Regions from separate parts of the Homo sapiens genome. Here regions 2 and 3 are each linked to region 1. A link is a loop called in an ENCODE intact Hi-C map of the cell type or tissue named here. Cell type or tissue: GM12878. All regions are shown on one strand.

What was found. Hi-C counts contacts between places; a loop is a spot of excess contacts. Peaks named below come from ENCODE experiments on the same cell type or tissue, not always from the same donor. Only the 100,000 strongest peaks of a DNase experiment are listed, where the experiment ranks them.
Region 2: a loop joins it to region 1, with 2.3 times the contacts of the local background. A loop is called at or near these places in 12 of 110 quality-filtered maps.
Region 3: it touches region 1 in a loop (2.9-fold over the local background); 16 of 110 quality-filtered maps call a loop at or near these places.

Annotation. Positions count from the first base shown.
Region 1 is chr7:70,697,367-70,699,866 of GRCh38, reverse strand. It overlaps AUTS2 (activator of transcription and developmental regulator AUTS2), which reads right to left. Exons shown (of 19, transcript NM_015570.4): 6 at 1,247-1,298. Among named protein-coding and RNA genes, the nearest start is that of GALNT17, 430 kb to the left of the region's middle. In GM12878, a CTCF peak has its summit at 1,443; a DNase peak (open chromatin) is centred at 1,438; H3K4me3 peaks cover 2,326 bases; H3K27ac peaks cover 404 bases.
Region 2 is chr7:70,423,894-70,426,393 of GRCh38, reverse strand. All of the region lies in intron 4 of AUTS2 (activator of transcription and developmental regulator AUTS2), which reads right to left. Among named protein-coding and RNA genes, the nearest start is that of GALNT17, 710 kb to the left of the region's middle. In GM12878, no CTCF peak of the experiment used is centred here; no DNase peak of the experiment used is centred here.
Region 3 is chr7:70,596,139-70,598,638 of GRCh38, reverse strand. The region is part of intron 5 of AUTS2 (activator of transcription and developmental regulator AUTS2); the gene reads right to left. Among named protein-coding and RNA genes, the nearest start is that of GALNT17, 530 kb to the left of the region's middle. RefSeq lists a silencer at 2,284-2,483 and an enhancer at 2,053-2,500. In GM12878, no CTCF peak of the experiment used is centred here; no DNase peak of the experiment used is centred here; H3K4me3 peaks cover 783 bases.

The DNA of each region.
Region 1 (2,500 bases):
AAGGAAACGCCAAGTGGTAGACAATTGTGCATTTTTACACACGAGTACTGTATGCTATGAATGGCACACATCTTCTTTTATTGGGCTTTTAGCATTATGGATAACACATTTATACAAACTTTCAGTCCATCAGAAAATATGATGAAATATAAAACTGGAATACTCCATTATGCAATAAAAAAAGATAAAATTCAATATGACAGTAATTCTGGGAGTAACGGCAATCACATACACCTCAAGGGAACTCTAAACATAATGTACTATTTAAAATTGCAATTGGTTCAAATTCTAAAATAATCTGGGAGCTCAAAATAACTGCACTTGGAAATGTCTTACTAACCAGCTAGCAAAAATGCTAGCCAAGGCAACTACAGAAGGCTGAAATGGTCTCAAATTTCACTTTGTGAAGGCCCAAGTCTGTTCAAGTGCTACCAAGTGTCGCCCATGTAACCCAGAAAGAGATTATCACAGAAAGCACATCTTTACTTAGCAATTATCATGCCAGCCCCTAAATCAGGCTCGACAGTGGAAAGGGGAAGATTAAATAGTTTATATGGTTTGTCCCTTTCAAATTACACACCTTTCAGAGCCAGTGATTACAGACTCCCCTAAATTTCCTTATTTCCAACGATACTGCTAACAAATGAAAGCTGCGCAGAAACCTACTGGCAATGATTTAAGGTTAGTTTTCCCTTAATGTACTGCTATATCATTAGCCTCTCTTACTCTAGATCGTGGTTTGGAAGAAATTAATGGGATAGTGCATATTTAAATTCTGCCCTCTCGCTCGTTTATTAACTTTACAGAAAGCCCACAGCAGAGTAAGGCTTGGTTTATGACCATAATACTGTGAATTCTAAACATCCATTGATTACTGGAGTCTGCAATGCACATCAGCTATTTATATTTCTCCTATTGCTGGGTAGTTGATAAGTAACAATAAAGTTCAGGCATTTTGAGAACTATTCTTCTCGAGTACAGCTTTCTATATTAAAGTCACATAGTAGTAGTGATTAGTCAAATCAGTTTAAATAGGGACTCAATGTATTCTTTTAAAATAAACTGGTTGTTAATGTTAATGCATCACAAAGTATGCAGACTTCCATCTCAAGCAAAAACATGAAACATCAACAGTAGCTTCAGAATTATAAGAGAAAGATCACTCTAGCTCTTCTTTCTTCCTAGGCAATGACAATGAAACTAACATAAAAATAAGCCATTACTCAGGAGAATGAATGGGTCTTACCTTTGTTTACAATAACAGTGTTGAAGAGTTTTTCAGAGCTGGCATCTGATGCCTGAAAAACAAGAAGGGGGAAAAAAGCATTATTATTGTCATTAATATTGTCATCACCATCAACATTCCCATTATTTTAAATCAGTTGACTACATTTTACGAAAGCCTAGCAGGGAAGCAGCAATGTCCCCAAATCATCCATAAGGTGGTGCTAGTTGACTGCTTGAGAGAGACCTGCAGTGCAGCTATTTGCTGGGGGGAAAAAAATCTGATTTTAAAAATGTGTCCTTATTAGACACATTATCTGTGCAAAACATATTTCTATGAGATGATACACAAAGCAATTCAGCTCATTCACATAATGATTTTGCAATTTCGTTGACAGATCATTATTTTGGAAATGTTATGTTTTTCGTGGTATTTGCAGACATGCCAATTTTTCAATTTTCTTTCACAAATCAGAAATGCCTATTATTTAATGCTAAGCTTTTCCTCACTAAAAAGTGTAAGCCAACACTGCCAGAAATTAATTTTTTTTTAAGATTCATCTGATGACTCCAAGATCCCTGTCCCTTGCAGTAACCAAACGACCTTGGTGTTCAAAAAGATGCAAGCCGGCCTGCCCCAAAATCCGACCACTATGCATGCCACCAGCATTATTTCCTTTCCATTTTCTAGAGAACATGTCTGCTAATTATTACAGTGGCTTGAGGAAGGTGAAATAAGCCTGTTTAAACAGTAAAACTAAAGCCAATTTAAATTATACACTAATGTTCTGGAAAATAAACATGGAAGTCGGTTTGAAGGAAAATGCTGTAATGTTTCAGCACTGAATATTTCTAGAACTTGAAAAAATAAAAATTAAGCATCTCCACTACATAACGTGAGGATATATCTGCATTTAAAGTTATAATGGCCAAGCTATATTTGTGCTGTTTTCACTACATAACCCTCATGAGAAATCACTCATCTTTCACACTTGATACACAGAGATGCATATTCTGAGAAAGCAAAAGCCTAGAATGTTGAATAAATATGGAAAAAGGAAATATAGGAAATGGGGGGGGGGAATTCTGAAGTGCAGCATATTTTGACTCTGGGGCTAGCTTTTAGGGACAAAGAGGATATTCAATTTAGTCTTTCCATGTAATACTGACAAAGATGAAATATTCCTGTGTACATCTGGGGGACATGTTCTAGTTCTCAATGCAAGTGATATAGAAAGACAAAATATTTGTATTAAGACTGTTTTTTGCTTTATTT
Region 2 (2,500 bases), 270 kb after region 1:
TGTATGTCCTTAAAGTGGAGCAACCGTCCTCGTTTAGAAATGTGCTCAGTAAGAGAAACTACAAATGAGAGGCCTGGTGCAGCCAGGGGAGAGGCGGGGTGGAATCACAGAGGGTTGGTTCAAGCTGGTCTATGTTCTAGAAAAGAGAAGGGTGCTTAAGACTCAGGAAGCCAAAGCCAGAGGAACAGATAACAAAGCCTGGTAGCTTTCAGTGTGAACCAAGATGCCAACAGCTCTTGAAAAGACCACATCGTTATCCTTCATATATAACTATGGAGCCAGACTGCCTGGGTGCAAAGCCTGCCTGTACTGTACACCATCTGTGAAACCTCTAGCAAGGAACTTAACCTCTCTGTGCTTCAGTTTCCTCATCTATTAAATGGGGCTATTGACAGTATGTACCTCATAGTGTTGCTAAGAACGTTAATTGAGTTAATAAACATATAATTTGTATAAGTACATATGTAATAAACATAAAAATGTCTAGAACACTGCCTGATACATAGGAAGCAATCAATAGATGTTAGAAACCATCCATCCATCCATCTATTCATCTTCAGTAAGACTGAATATCTTTTTTTAAAAAGCATACATGAGCCAGGTGTTGGAAATCTCCCTGGCTCTAGTCTAGATAGAATAGAATTCTTCACTGATTTCACATACGTCTTGCATAAATTCTTTGCTAATTTAACATATACAAGTCTTGCTCCCCAGGCAGGCAGTGAACTCCTCAGAAAGTGCAGGCTGGTTGTCCCTGGAATCATCACAGGGTCTAGTGTATTCTTGAGGACCCTCAAAGATGCTCAACAACAATTTGATGATTTATGGATTCCTCCTCCCTCCCTCCTTCCACTCATTCCACATTATCTGATGCTGCCTGTGTGCTATAGCCCTTTGAGGAATCTCCTCTTGGAGTAGAAAATGTCTGAGTTTAGCTGGGAATCTCAGGTGATCACCATGTGCCCTGTGTATCCTGGGGAAGGAAAGGCACAGCCAGCAGGAACAGCCAGTCTGGCTTGAATCACCTTCAGGAAGGCAGAATGAATATGAATAGATTACATGATCAGGGTAGCATGAACAGAGGTGTTTTTTCATCCACTTTGTCTTCAATAGGTAATTGCTCTATTTTCTCCAACACTCAAAGTAAAAGCATCTTTCTTAAAGTGCTTGGAATTCCAAGTTCTTTTTCCCCAGGTAATGAAGCTGCTGCAACCATTCTTCCTTCCACCACTAAGGTTGTGAGACACTGAATGTAGCTACGGCTTTCCATGCTAAGTATCACCAACATGATTCAATTCCCAGCCAAAGGGTCAATGTCCATCTCAAGCTAAAGGAGAGATGGGGTGTCCATGATGGCAGGGCAGCCCTGAGCTCTCTATTTTGGAAAAGCCTGGTTGTTGAAGTGCATTTCACATCTTGCAGGGTTCCTCCACAGGAACAACGGCAGAGCATGTTTTCCTCTAGAAATGCCAGCTGTTGGCTGGCATTCATCAAAAAAGAATCCTGAGGCCAGGTGCAATGCCTCATGCCTTTAATCCCAGAACTTTGGAAGACTGAGGCGGGATGATCTCTTGAGCCCAGAAGTTCAAGACCAGCCTGGGCAACATAGCGAGACCCCTGTCCCTGCAAAAAATTTTAAAATTAGCAGGTATGGTCATGCATGCCTGTGGTCCCAGCTACCTGGGAGGCTGATGTGAGAGGATTGCTTGAGCCCGGAAGGTCAAGGCTGCAGTTAGCTCTGATCATGTCATTGTGCTCTAGCCTGGGTGACAGAGAGAGACCCTGTCCAAAACAAACAAACAAAGAAACAAACAAACAAACAAAAAACACCAAGAATCCTGACAACAGCTCTAGAAGAAAGTATTATACTACCACCCTTCCATTTTAGAGATGAGAAGGTAAGTAAGGCTTCCAGTGACAGAGATGGCACTTGAACCCAGTTATGTCCTTCAAAGTTCATGTTCTTAGCCAGTATAACGTACCATCTCACTCTCTCTCTCAGGCTATACAAAGAAACTACTTCAAAATATTTTCCTGATTGATTGCTTGGCAAAGTACAGAGGCAAGCTGAAACCGAAAAGAGATTGCAGCGCCTACAAGCAGCAGTGAATGCAGCCATATAGCCGTATTTCTGCTCCACAGAAGACAGCTCTCCCTTAAGAGGGACTGAGCACAGTCCCTGGCTCACAGGAAGTGCTCATTCAGTCTGAGGCTGACGTAGGTTCAAATTCTGACCCCCTCCACTTAATAATCATGCTGTGTTTGGAAAGGAACTTAATTCTTGGAGTCTACCTTTCTTAACCAGTGAATGGCGATGATACACACCCCACCGGATTTTTGTGAGAATTAAATCAGTTCAGGTATGTGAAAGCAGCCAGAAAGACATACCAATAGTTTCATTTTTCCAGTTATTTCCATGAAAGATATGTTATATCACACACAACAACAGGGTAACTTACTAATTATTTAAATGTTGGGTTGAATTTTTGTACCGTTTTAT
Region 3 (2,500 bases), 100 kb after region 1:
GAGAGGACAGCAATCCTTGAGCCCCTACTCCCTCTTTTTTTAAACCTCATCTAGCTATTACAACAGCTCACAGTCAGGTGTGTGATGGACGGCAAATGCATAGGGAAAAAGGAGCGATATGAAGTTGTGATCTTTAATCAACTCTTAGGAAAAGTTAGGAAACTTGGCAATTGTGTCATTTTTGAACGTTACAAGGCTCAAATTTCCATCCGTGTTGTATCTTCAAGCTTCTGCCTGTTGTACAATTTCATGGGAAATAAAAGGAGTGAATGTCTGCTGTGCCTTGGGCAGAATACAAACAGAAAAGGAGTGGGCGCTCAATACAGTAAACCTGCACTGAGAAACCGTGGTTCTGGAAGGACACAACTTTCTACACTTTTGCTAGATTTTCATGGTAGCAATGACAAAACAGGACTAGGGGAGAGGGGAAAAACCAGGGTAGGTAAGCCCTTAAAATTCTGGACAGTGACACTCTGTACTTAGGGACCTGCAAAGCACCTGGAAGGGCTGAGACTGGGAGGCACACATACAGCAAACGTCTTTCGATACCTGCTTTTTTCTCATTAACCAAGCGGATTTATGAATAAGCTCTGCAAACTTTAAAACGCATGCAGTATTCAAGATGCAATGCCCCTTCCATGCCACTCACTGTCTCTTCTGGAGTGAAATGCAACTATAATGGTGCTCCCTGAACCCACTTGCAATATGCAAGCTCTCTAGAGAAGGTAGTCCCTGATCATCCTGTTGAAAATCTAGACCTCGTGTAAGCAAGAAAAAGAAGTCAAGGTACAGAGTGGCATAAATATTGTTACTTGAAGTGCTAATTATCTACCAGTGTATTCAAAACCTAGTGATTTCCAAACCTGCTGGAGCTTCTTATGGAAATAAATATGTGCATCCCAATGTAGGGTTAAAAGGATTCCCAGAAACCTACACCAAAAATATAAGTAATTATCCTCTGAGCAGGGATTTCTCTCCAATTTCACTGCTTCCCACAAGGGGAACAATTTCTTGAGAACATAATAGTAAAGGAAACAATACACCACCAAAGAGGAAAATAACATCTTTATAATTACAGATTAGTTCCCAAATTGCACACCTACATACTCACTCTGCTTTGAATTTGAGTAACTTCGATGAAGCTTGTCTATCCCCTTCAGCTATCAACATTTACAGCTCAACAGCTCAATCACAAGATTTTCCATACAGAAACCCCAGGCTGCAAAAGCACTCTCAAATGACCCACTCGTTTCACTCTTGAAGAATGTGGAAAACACAGCGACAGAGAGCACAAATCGGGGTTAATACCCCGGCAGGAGAGAGGGAGCTCTGGTATCTCTAAAACAGTTTCAGTGTGCCAGTTTTAGAGATTACCCAATCATTTCTAAGCCGTTCAGATTTTTATCAGACAGGAATTAGCAGCTGAAAGTCTTGCTTGGCCCAAGCTGTTACATCTCTTTATCAGGAATTCATCTAAGTTTGCATTGCTTGAGCAAGGCACTCACATTCATTTCAACTCATTGGTTACTTACCCATTAAATGGGTTTCTTAACCATCACACTGGTTATTTAATTCCTACCCCATGGCTCCCCCAAGAAATAAAAAGTGCACTATAATTATATAAACTCTTAATTAAACTGAAGAATTCAGTGTTGCCATTACCAGTCAGTAATTCCACTCAATTAGGACAATAGACTTCCATTTATTACTGAACTCCTAATTGCTACTCATTTTCCTGGTTAGTAATTGCCAATCCTATCAGACAATGTGCTTAAAGAAAATTCTGCCATGAAATTATATTTCTCTCCATCACGGGAAAGGTGGAATCAGAGTCCTTACGTGGTCAGGAGTTGGGTCCTCTTCTCTAGCTCCATGCGTCTCCAGGCTCGGGGGTTTTAAAGGCTGGTGTGCCCCAGGGTTGGCTGCTGGTGCTGCGATCCGCGGGAGACTTGCCCACAAAGGAAAGGCGTATCCAGGTAGCCAGAGAATCCCAAAGCCAAACCTAGCCGAAGAGGATGCAAAAACAAAACCACCCGAAGCGGTCTCCGCATTTCCAGAAGACTAAGTTCAAAGTCTCCAGGCAGGGCGCATTTTAGGTCTTGAGGTGTACGTCCACGTCAGGGGGCAGGTTCGGCATCTGCTGCTTCTCAGCCTCAGGAGACTCAAGACGGAAGTCCGAGGGTGGCAGCCGTGCGGTACCACGGCTGGAGCCAGCCGGCCTCTGCCTCTGCCTCCCCGGGTCTGGCTTCCGAGGTGGGTTCGCGGGCACTGGCAGGTGCCGGGGAAACTTGCCGGCACGCCGTCCGCCGCCTCTGGACGCCCGGGCAGCCCCGCACTGGAGCTGGAACGAGTCCTGGCAGCCGGCTCCGCGGGAGCTCCCGGGCGGCGATCAGACGCGAGCGATCTACCCGCGGCTCGCGGATGCCTCGGCCCAGGAGCTGCGCGCCGCCCGCCCCAGCCCCGCCCCGGCCCGCGGAGCGCCCCGGCCCGCCTCGCTCCT